Linked DNA regions of Homo sapiens: region 2 is linked to region 1. The links are chromatin contacts, found by Hi-C or POLR2A ChIA-PET in ENCODE. All regions are on one chromosome and are shown on one strand. The core of a region is the stretch at or near the end of the contact, and the rest is flanking DNA. Distances in the headings are between cores, read along the strand shown.

Region 1 (4,815 bases), core at 1,686-4,185:
TGGATTGCTAATAGCTTGTATATTGAAATACAGTTGATTTTTATATACTGGTATTTTATCCAGCAACCTCATCATGTTTCCTTAAGTTTTATTAACTTTTTTGTACATTCCATAAGACTTTCTATATAGATGATAACATTGCCTGTGAAAAAAGATGGTTTTACTTCCTTTTCAATATGTGTGTCTTATTGCATTGTCAATATCTAGTACAACGTTGGATAGTACTGAGAGTGGACATCCTTGCCTTATTTCTGATATGAGGAAGAAAGCATTCAGTCTTTCAACATTAAGTATGACGTTAGCTGTTTTTTGCTGGTTGCTCTTTATGAGAATGAAGTTGTTTCTTTCTGTTCTTAGTAGGGAATAAATGAAAATAAACAAAAAAATTGAGAATTTTTATCAAGATATGTTGTATTTTGTGAAATGATTTTTCCATCTATTGAGGAAATCGTAGTATTAGCTTTTTATTCTCTTAGTGTACTATATTAAATTTTCTGATTTTAAACCAACCTTGTATTCCTGGAATAAATCTGGTTGTTTATGGCAGATGATCATTTGTGTATGTTACTGATTTCAGTTTGCCAGTACAGTTGTCACTCATTTTCCAGGGAGGATTGGGTCCCAGACCCCCTCATATAGCAGAATCCACAGATGCTCAAATTTCTGCAGTAGGCCCTGTGGAACCTTCAGATGTGAACAGTTGTCTCTCCGTATCCATGGGTTCCTCATCTTGCAAATACGATAGTGTATTTTCAATCCTCAGAACCTGCGTGTGTAGAGAGCTGACTCTGGTTTATTCTAGACTTTTGTGTCATCATGAGGAATAATGGTATGTGATTTTCTTATAAAGTCTTTGGCATTGGTGTCGGAGTAATACTGGAGACTTAAAGTAAGCTGGTAGTGTTGCCTCCTGGTCTGTTTTCCATAAGACTTTGTGTATTTGGCATACTTCTTAAATGTTTGATAGAATTTACTAGTGAAGCCATTTAAGCCTAGGCATTTCTTTGTGGGAAGATTTTTAATTCCTAATTTAATTTCCTGTTTTTTAAAGCCAATTTTGGTAAACCGTGTCTATCTAGAAATTTCTTTTTTTCTTTTATGAGACAGGGTCTTGCTGTCAACCGGGTTGGAATGCAATGGCATAATCATGGCTCACTGCAGCCTTGACTTCCCAGGCTCAACTGATGCTCCCACCTCAGCCACCTTAGTAACTGGGAGTACAGACGTGCGCTACCACACCCAGCTAATTTTTATATTTTATTTATTTATTTATTTTTAATTTATTTTTTGTAGCGACAGGGTCTGTGTTGCCCAGACTGGTCTTGAACTTCTGGGCTCAAGCAGTCCTCCTGCCTCAGCCTCCCAAAGTGCTGGGATTACAGGTGTGAGCCACTGTGCCTGGCGTAGAAATTTCCTGAGGTTTTAGATAATTCTTTATGTTTAATGTAAGTGTTTATATAAAACTATAAAATTTCACTCAGTACTGCTTAAAATGCATCCTGTAAACTGATATTACTGTGTTTCATTTTCATTTAATCCACTTTTTCATTTCTCTTTTGGTTCCCTTGTATGTTGTTTACTTTTCAAACGTGATTTTCCATATACTTAGCCATTTGTTATTTCTAACTTAATTTGTGATTAGAGAAGATACTTCGTGAAATTTCAGTAGTTTAATTTAATGATTGATATGGTTGGATTTATATTTGCCTTTTGTTGTTCGTTTTGGGGGTCTTTTGGTATATTTCTCATGTTTTTTTTTTGATCCTTATTTTTCCTCCATTGCCTTCTATTTTGTTTAACAAATATCTTTTAGTGTACCATTTTAATTTCTCTTGACTTTTTAGCTTTCTTTGAGTTAGTTTTTAGTGGTTATTTTGGGGCTTACAGTATGCATGTTTAACTAAATCACAGTCACAATTTATGGAAAATATTGAAAACTTGCCCTAGTATTTTCTTCTCATTTTTGTACTATTTAATACTGTCATATATTTCAACTACATATGCTATAAATCTAATAATACAGTATCTGTAATACAGTATAATCATTGCTTTAAATTGTGTTTTCTAAAAATATTAAGTGATAAAAATTTTATATATACCTTTACATACATAGTCTTAATTGTTCTGTTTTATGGTATTGCTTCCTTTTAGTTTGAAAGGTTTTTAATAAATATTTCTTACAGAGTAGTTTTATTTTGCTTTCATTTTTGAAGGACGGTGTCACTGGATATAGAGTTCCTGGTTGACCGATTTTTTTTCCCCTTCAACTCCAGATACATCATTCTACTGATATCATTTCATTCTACTCCATTGTTTCTGATGAGAAGTCAGCCTTAATTATGTTGTTCTCTTATGTATTGAGTTTTTCTGTTGTGGTTTTTCAAAGACTCTCTTTGCCTTTGTCATTTAGCAGTTTAACTATGATGTTTCTAGGTATGGTTCTTTTTTGCTTTTTCATGCTGTGTTAATTGAGCTTCTTGGATCTCTAATGTCTTTTAAACAAATGAAGTTTTTTATTGTTTTTTTTTTCCTACCTCTTTCTTATTTTGGAATTTCCTTTGAGATACTTGAGGATGTCTTGCAGATACCTGAGTGTCTCTTATTTTTCTATTTATTTTTCTCTTTAGATTTGATAATTTCTCTCAATTTATCTTCATGTTCATTGATAACAGTCATCACAAATCTGCTTATGGGCCCATCTAGAGAATTTTTTCTTTTGATTGTTAATCTGTAGACTTTCTTTTTCTTTTTTTTTTTTTTTTTTTTTTGAGACACAGTCTCACTCTGTCACCCAGGCTGGAGTACAATGACGTGATGTTGGCTCACTGCAGCCTCCACCTCCTGGATTCAAGCAGTTCTCCTTCTTCAGCCTGCCAAGTAGCTGGGATTACAAATGTACACCACCATACCTGACTAATTTTTGTATTTTTAGTAGAGACAGGGTTTCCCCATTTTGGCCAAGGCTGGTCTCGAACTCTTGGCGTCATGTGATCCACCCACCTCAGCCTCCCTAAATGCTAGGATTATAGGTGTGAGCCACTGCGCCCGGCCTAATCTGTAGACTTTCCATTTGATTATGTTGTTAATAGTTTTGGTTCCTTTTTGAGACAGTCAGTTTCTTGTGACTGCTTCTTTTTTCCTACATATGGTCATACTTTCCTGTTTGTTTTTATATCTTGCAATTTTTTTCTTGAAAAGTTTAGATAATGTATGTAGCATTTCTGTATTTTCTTTTTGTGTATGTTTCTTGTAATTCATATTTGATGTTTGGACAACTTCTGATTTTTTAAAAATTGCTTATTTCACTGGCTGGGATGAATGTTATTTTTATTTCCCCAAATACATTATAATAAGCCTATTCTGGGCAGGAGCTGAATCTTAAATAAGGAGGATCTACTACAATGTTAAGTTTAATGCTATCTGTCTATATTTAAAGAAAAACAAAACTGCTCTATTGTGTTCTGTTAATAGCTATGAAAGAAATTTTCCATAATCAGAACCTACCATAATTTTCAGAGGACTGACTTGTTAACTGTTACATGTGGGAAAAGAATACATATAGATTAACTTATTTGTGAAACTTGAGGAGGAAACACTTCATTTTCCAGGGGCTATAAGCACTTGATCATCTGTATATGTGTGAACTCACAGACAGAGGCTCTGAATTTTGGAAGCCCGTCTTAGAACCAAAGGTGTTTTCCTTGCAAGAAATAGGTAACTGTTAGTAATCTATTGCTATTAGTGACTAAGTTGCATTAACTCTGAGTGACCGGAGTTAAAATGATTTTAGATCACTCTATTTCATATTTATTATAATTATTAGTATAATAGATATGGTGTTACTGTTCTTCAGAGTCCATTCAAGATAAATAATTAGGGAAAATTTGGACACAATTTAAATATTAACAGAATTTTTAAAGTCATAATTTAAAGGAAAAGTTGTATGATTATTTGTTTTCACATTTGTAGGTATGCCATTGCATTGGCCTTAAGGGAAAAGCAGCGTGTAATATTTACCAGCCCAATTAAGGCTCTGAGTAACCAAAAATACCGTGAAATGTATGAAGAATTTCAAGATGTTGGTTTGATGACTGGTGATGTTACTATTAATCCTACGGCATCTTGTCTTGTTATGACCACAGAGGTAATTCATGTAGTGCCTCATCTGACTTTTCGTTTTTAATTAAATTAATGTGACTATTCAGTTAGAACCTGGGAAGTTTTATTGGTTGCTCTACTTAGGTAAAGTATAGTACTTTATTTTCTGATTAGACTTAGGCAAAATGGATAACATTTATCTTAAAGTGTTCTGATAATATTACATTTCTAAATTACCATACTTTATTATTTGTCTCAGATACATTTTTTTCTTCAGGTATTTTTAAAGTTTATTTCTGTCAGTGACATGAAAATATTTTACTGGTTTTATGTACATAGTTTTAAGCATTTGAATATATAGTAATAGTGACTCTTCATTTCATGTGACTTTGCCGTCTTCTATATCTGAGTGTTGATACAAGTAGATGAGTAACTGATTTTTATTTATTTATTTATTTTTTGAGATGGAGTCTCGTTCTGTCTCGCAGGCTGGAGTGCAGTGGTGCAACCTCTGCTCACTGCAAGCTCCGCCTCCTGGGTTCACGCCATTCTCCTGCCTCAGCCTCCTGAATAGCTGGGACTACAGGCGCCCGCCACCATGCCCAGCTAATTTTTTGTATTTTTAGTAGAGACGGGGTTTCACCGTGTTAGCCAGTATGGTCTCTATCTCCTGACCTCATGATCTGCCTGCCTCAGCCTCCCAAAGTGCTGGGATTA
Region 2 (4,815 bases), core at 1,396-3,895, 100 kb after region 1:
ACAGACTAATAAACCAACACTCCAAAACGTGTGGCTCCGCTTGTGAAGAGCCTCATGATAGTTTTATAAAGTGCACAAAGAAGACCTGGTCAAAACAAACGGAAGACTCTTCATTACACAGAGCCACATCAGGAACAAATTACAAGGTATGCCCATTTTTTCTTTTGTTTAAAAATTAATATTAAAAGAAACTAGAAAATTCAACATCTGTGATACTACTTAGGCATTCTTTCATTATCACTGAAGGGTGGTGCTATTGCCTGGATATTTGTGTTACCCCAAAATTTGTATACTGAATGCCTAACCCCCACAAGGCAATGGGATTAGGAAAATAGGACTTTTGTGGGTGATTAGGTCATAAGGGGTTAACCCTCATGAAAGGGATTAATGACCTAATAAGAGATCCAGGGGAGCTCCCTTGCCCCTTCCACTGTGTGAGGACATTCTACAACCTGGAAGAAGGCCCCACCATTACCCAACCATGCTGGCACCCTAATCTTAGACTTCCAGCTTCCAGACTGAGAAATTTGTTTTTTATAAACCACCCAGTCTGCTGCAATTGGTTATAGCAGCCCAAACTAAGACAGGAAGGATATATAACCATTTTTGGTTGAAATTTCTGAAACATTTAACTTCCATTAAAGGATCTAATTAGAATATCTCACCTTTAAAATAAATAATCGTTGAACGAGATATTTTTTGAAGCTGTTTTGATTTTGCCTTTCCTTGACTAATCTTGTTAACACTTCTTAACTGTAAAATGTTGTTATTGTCTCATAGCCTCTGAATATTCTATTGTTAATAAAGTAAGAACTTTTTTTTTTCCATTTTAAACTAGAGTCAAGGGGTTGGCTTGCAAGCTAAGAACATTTTTAAGGAGTTTTTTTTGTTTGTTTTTTCAAAAAAGAATATGTGACCTACAAAGCCTAAATATTTATTATCTGACCTTTCACTGAAAAAAAAAAAAATACCAACCCCAGAACTAGACTAACAACAGCAGGCTCAATGCAAAGAAATATACCTTGGTCTACTTATTTTGAAATAGTGCTTTTATGACTAGCCAGGCAAGCCAAATTGATTGCTCCACCTACATTTGATGACAGATCTGTCCAGAAGAACACTGGAAAGCAGGCCTCAGTTTAGTCTTCTTTGGGTTTTAATTTCACCATTTTTAGGATTCACTGAGGCACTAAATTTAGATCTTAAATCCCACCTCAAAATCAGACAAGGTTCGTAGGCTATGGGCCATGAGTTGTTCATCATTTGCCCAATGTTCAGCAATAATCAAGTTTGGAAAACATCACGAAGTATCAACAATGCTAGGAGGTATACAGTGAATGCTAAATGAGGGATTATATGAATCTTAAGGAAAGTGGATAGTATGAAAGAGTCTGAGTGGATTTAGATAGGTGGGCAGCACTGTCTAAACACAGGGCAGGGGCAAGGCCCAGATAAGAGGCATTTTGTGGCAGGAGGAGAGTCTGGCTGAAGCATAGATACAGGAATTTCATAACAGGCGGTGATATAAACAATCTGGGGTTACAGCCTCAATAGAAGGGTCTCAGGAAAAGTATTTTAACACTCCTCACTGTATTGAAAGAAAATACAGACTCATACCATGGCTGTTCTCCTGAATAATCAAATAAATTTGGAATCTCTGGCATTCAGCCAAGTTCACGGGGAGTCACTAAGCATATAAACTGGCTATGTGCAAAGCAGCCCTGCCCTGAGCTCCCGCAGGCCTGGGAGGTTTTCACTGATGCTGACACTCTCTTGGCACAGTTAAGTGTGCAGGGCTGCACTGGCTGCCAGAGAAGAACAATGGTCAGGGTGTTTTAAGAGCCATTTTTAACTAGAAGTTAATTTCTGGGTGTCAGGAATTGACAGAGAAGTTTTGGCTATCAAAGACTGTCCTAGGAGAGGATTTAAATGACTACGTCTCTACCCAAATCTGAGACTGACTCATGAAGCCAAGGTGCCCAGAGAAACAAGATGAGTCATTGCTCAAGGAATTCGGGGGTGGGGCTTAGAGGTTAAATGTTGTACATAGGCCAGGCGCGGTGGCTCACGCCTGTAATCCCAACACACTGGGAGCCCGAGGCAGGCGGATCACGAGGTCAGGAGATTGGGACCATCCTGGCTAACACGGTAAAACCCTGTCTCTACTAAAGATACAAAAAATTAGCCGGGCGTGGTGGCGGGCGCCTGTAGTCCCAGCTACTCTGGAGGCTGAGGCAGGAGAATGGCGTGAACCCGGGAGGTGGAGCTTGCAGTGAGCCGAGATCGCGCCACTGCACTCCAGCCTGGGTGAGAGAGCAAGACTCCGTCTAAAAAAAAAAAAAAAAGTTGTACATAAATGTAAAAAGCAAGGATCTGTGTATTCAGGGCTGAAATAAAAGCTGGGGCCTACATCCACATCAAGCAAATATTTCCACTACCTAGAGTCAGTAAAATGCAGTGCATGGTTGCTCTGGCCTGCTTTCTTCTCCAGAAAGGTCTTGGTCTACAACAAATCTATTTATCTAGGCTTCTTTTTTTGCCATTATAACTTTACATCTGTTAAATCAAACTAAAATCTGTCCTGAAAACCCCCTGCTCACATACTTGAGTTCTTCTGTACAAAGAACAACCTAATTTGGTAAGTAAGCAAACTGGGAGCCTGACTCAGGAATGTGCTTCTGTAACAGCAGCTGAGTCTCAGCCAGTCCCTGCAGCCATATTTCAACCACTCACAGCCATTCAAACCACGCTCAAATAAAGCTCCAAGGCCGAGCTGTAACCAATCCGGCAGTTTCTGCACCTCGCTTCCATTTTCTGTACTCACTTTCCTTTTTCTGTCCATAAATTCTCCCTGACCACTTAGAAGCAGTGGAGTCATTCTGAATCTGCAGTGACTCTGAGGGCTGCCCAATTTGAAAGTCGTTTCTTCCTTGCCCAGTGACACCCTTAAATTTATCTAAAGTTGTTCTTTTAACACAGTTGGTTCAAACTGACCCAATTACCACACTATGGTTGACATCATTTTCCCGAGTTGATATCCTTCATATGTGGCTGCATGTCCACTGAGCAGGCCTGCCACTGAGGCCCTCTATTATATCAATGTCATCCTCTCTATAGTAATTTTAATCTTTCACAAAACAGCCCTCAGTACAAGTTACTATTTGACCAATTACACAGACGTTAATGGGTGTTTTGAGAAGGGTCAAGGAAGAAGAGCAGAAAATGATGAAGTATGGAATATGTTATAGCTGAGAATTTTCTTTAAAATTACAAACAGTGGGTCAAAGTTATGTGTCAGTCACTTCCAGAATGCCATTTTACTTCCAGAGATCTGCATGAGCTGACCTTCAAAATAAATGGACTAGGGTTCAGACCAAGTAATCAATCAATCAATACAGCATGGGATCCTGATTATCAAGAAACCCCACAGAGCTCACAGAACTCAGCAGCCCCCTCCCAAGGTGCCTATTCCCTCACTTGTAAAACAGTGGCAGTCATCCCTCATCTTTTCATGGAAATTTAGTCAAAAATAAAAGTAGTGTAAAATGCAAATCATCATCAAGATCAATCAAAACTCAGATTTCTAGATTTCTCATAAAGAGGGACTTGGACACTAACACAGACAGGTGAGCGAAAAACAAACCACAATAGCTAGTGAGACAAAAGCTAGACCTAGTGAGGTCTAGCCCAGGGCATACAAAGCACGCCCACACATTCAAACGCCCTTCAGTCCAGTCACAGGCCCATGCTCTGGGAAGAGCTCTCAGGATAGTAACGGCTCTAGCTATTGCTCAGCCTTCCGGGTCTGCCCTGGTCCTCGTGCTCTAATTAAAAAGAAAAAAATATGTTGTCTCACTTAAGAAAGAATGCTGATTTTTTTCTAATATGATAAATGAACAGAAGATGTCAGAATAGTATTTTCTGCTAACTACCTTCAGATAAGTCACATTTTCCATGCTGCATCTGCAGAAACATTTGAGTGTGTGTCTTAAAAAGGAAGCCCTAAATTCTGCTGAATCATACTCTGTGCTTCTTCACAAAATTTAATTAATGTAAGATGAAAGCTTTGAAAATTAGCTGTTGTAATGGCTTGAGGTTCTGACTTTGAATTTTATATAACACATCTACAATTTACATATTCTTTTAATGTTTGGAATTTGTTTTTTCAAATAAAAGCAAGATTCTAGTAAAACATTTTAAATTATCTCTGAGACTAATTCCCATTAGTTTACCCTTAATGTTACATATTGTGCATTTTAAGTCTAAGCATTAAATTATCATACGGCACTTAATGTGATCAAAGGGAAAAACACAGGAAATGACAAATTTACACAGAACACAACTGTATAAAAATCCCCTTATAAAGAAAATTAAGACAAAAATTATAGCTGATCTATTAGGGTACAGATTTTCTAACCCTCCTCTCTGTTCCCCCTAAATAATGATAATGCAGGACATATTAATACACCCAAATATATAGTGTTTTATTAATACTTTATATGTAAAGAGAACATTATAAAAAAATAAAAATCAAGTAAAATTGACCTTTAAAAATCCCTTGAATGTGTCCTGAAGCCTGGTCTTGCATTAGTTACTCTCAAAAAACTACATATTCATCTCTAGTTTGATAATGCAAAATGTGGGTGCAAATCTTCGTAAGGCCTCACTGCCAGCTTTGTATGATGCAAATGCAAATTGCTATGCTGCTGCTCTACAGGTTGGCATCAGAACTGGACCTGGAAGTTGTATAGATGACAGGCTCCAGAAGTGGCAACTGCCTTTCCCAGCAGTTGAAACCTTTCTGGTCCCTTGCAG

What was found. A loop is a pair of places that touch in the nucleus more often than their neighbours do. ChIA-PET counts read pairs that join two places held with the same protein, here RNA polymerase II (POLR2A). Pooled maps may share reads with other maps.
Region 2: a loop to region 1 is called in a pooled map, with 3 times the contacts of the local background. The contact joins two enhancer-like sites. A Hi-C loop is called at or near these places in 4 of 50 pooled maps. POLR2A ChIA-PET finds 5 or more read pairs at or near these places in 2 of 52 experiments (SK-N-SH and activated T-cell).

The regions. Positions count from the first base shown.
Region 1 is chr5:55,336,041-55,340,855 of GRCh38, forward strand. MTREX (Mtr4 exosome RNA helicase) reads left to right here. Exons shown (of 27, transcript NM_015360.5): 6 at 3,970-4,144. All of the region lies in intron 1 of LOC124900979 (a long non-coding RNA gene), which reads right to left. Among named protein-coding and RNA genes, the nearest start is that of MTREX, 30 kb to the left of the region's middle. Within about 2 kb of position 2,936, at least 3 of the 41 ENCODE cell types and tissues checked have a DNase peak (open chromatin) inside an H3K27ac peak, as active enhancers do.
Region 2 is chr5:55,436,571-55,441,385 of GRCh38, forward strand. All of the region lies in intron 4 of PLPP1 (phospholipid phosphatase 1), which reads right to left. Among named protein-coding and RNA genes, the nearest start is that of MIR5687, 70 kb to the right of the region's middle. RefSeq lists an enhancer at 1,567-2,394. Within about 2 kb of position 2,646, at least 29 of the 41 ENCODE cell types and tissues checked have a DNase peak (open chromatin) inside an H3K27ac peak, as active enhancers do.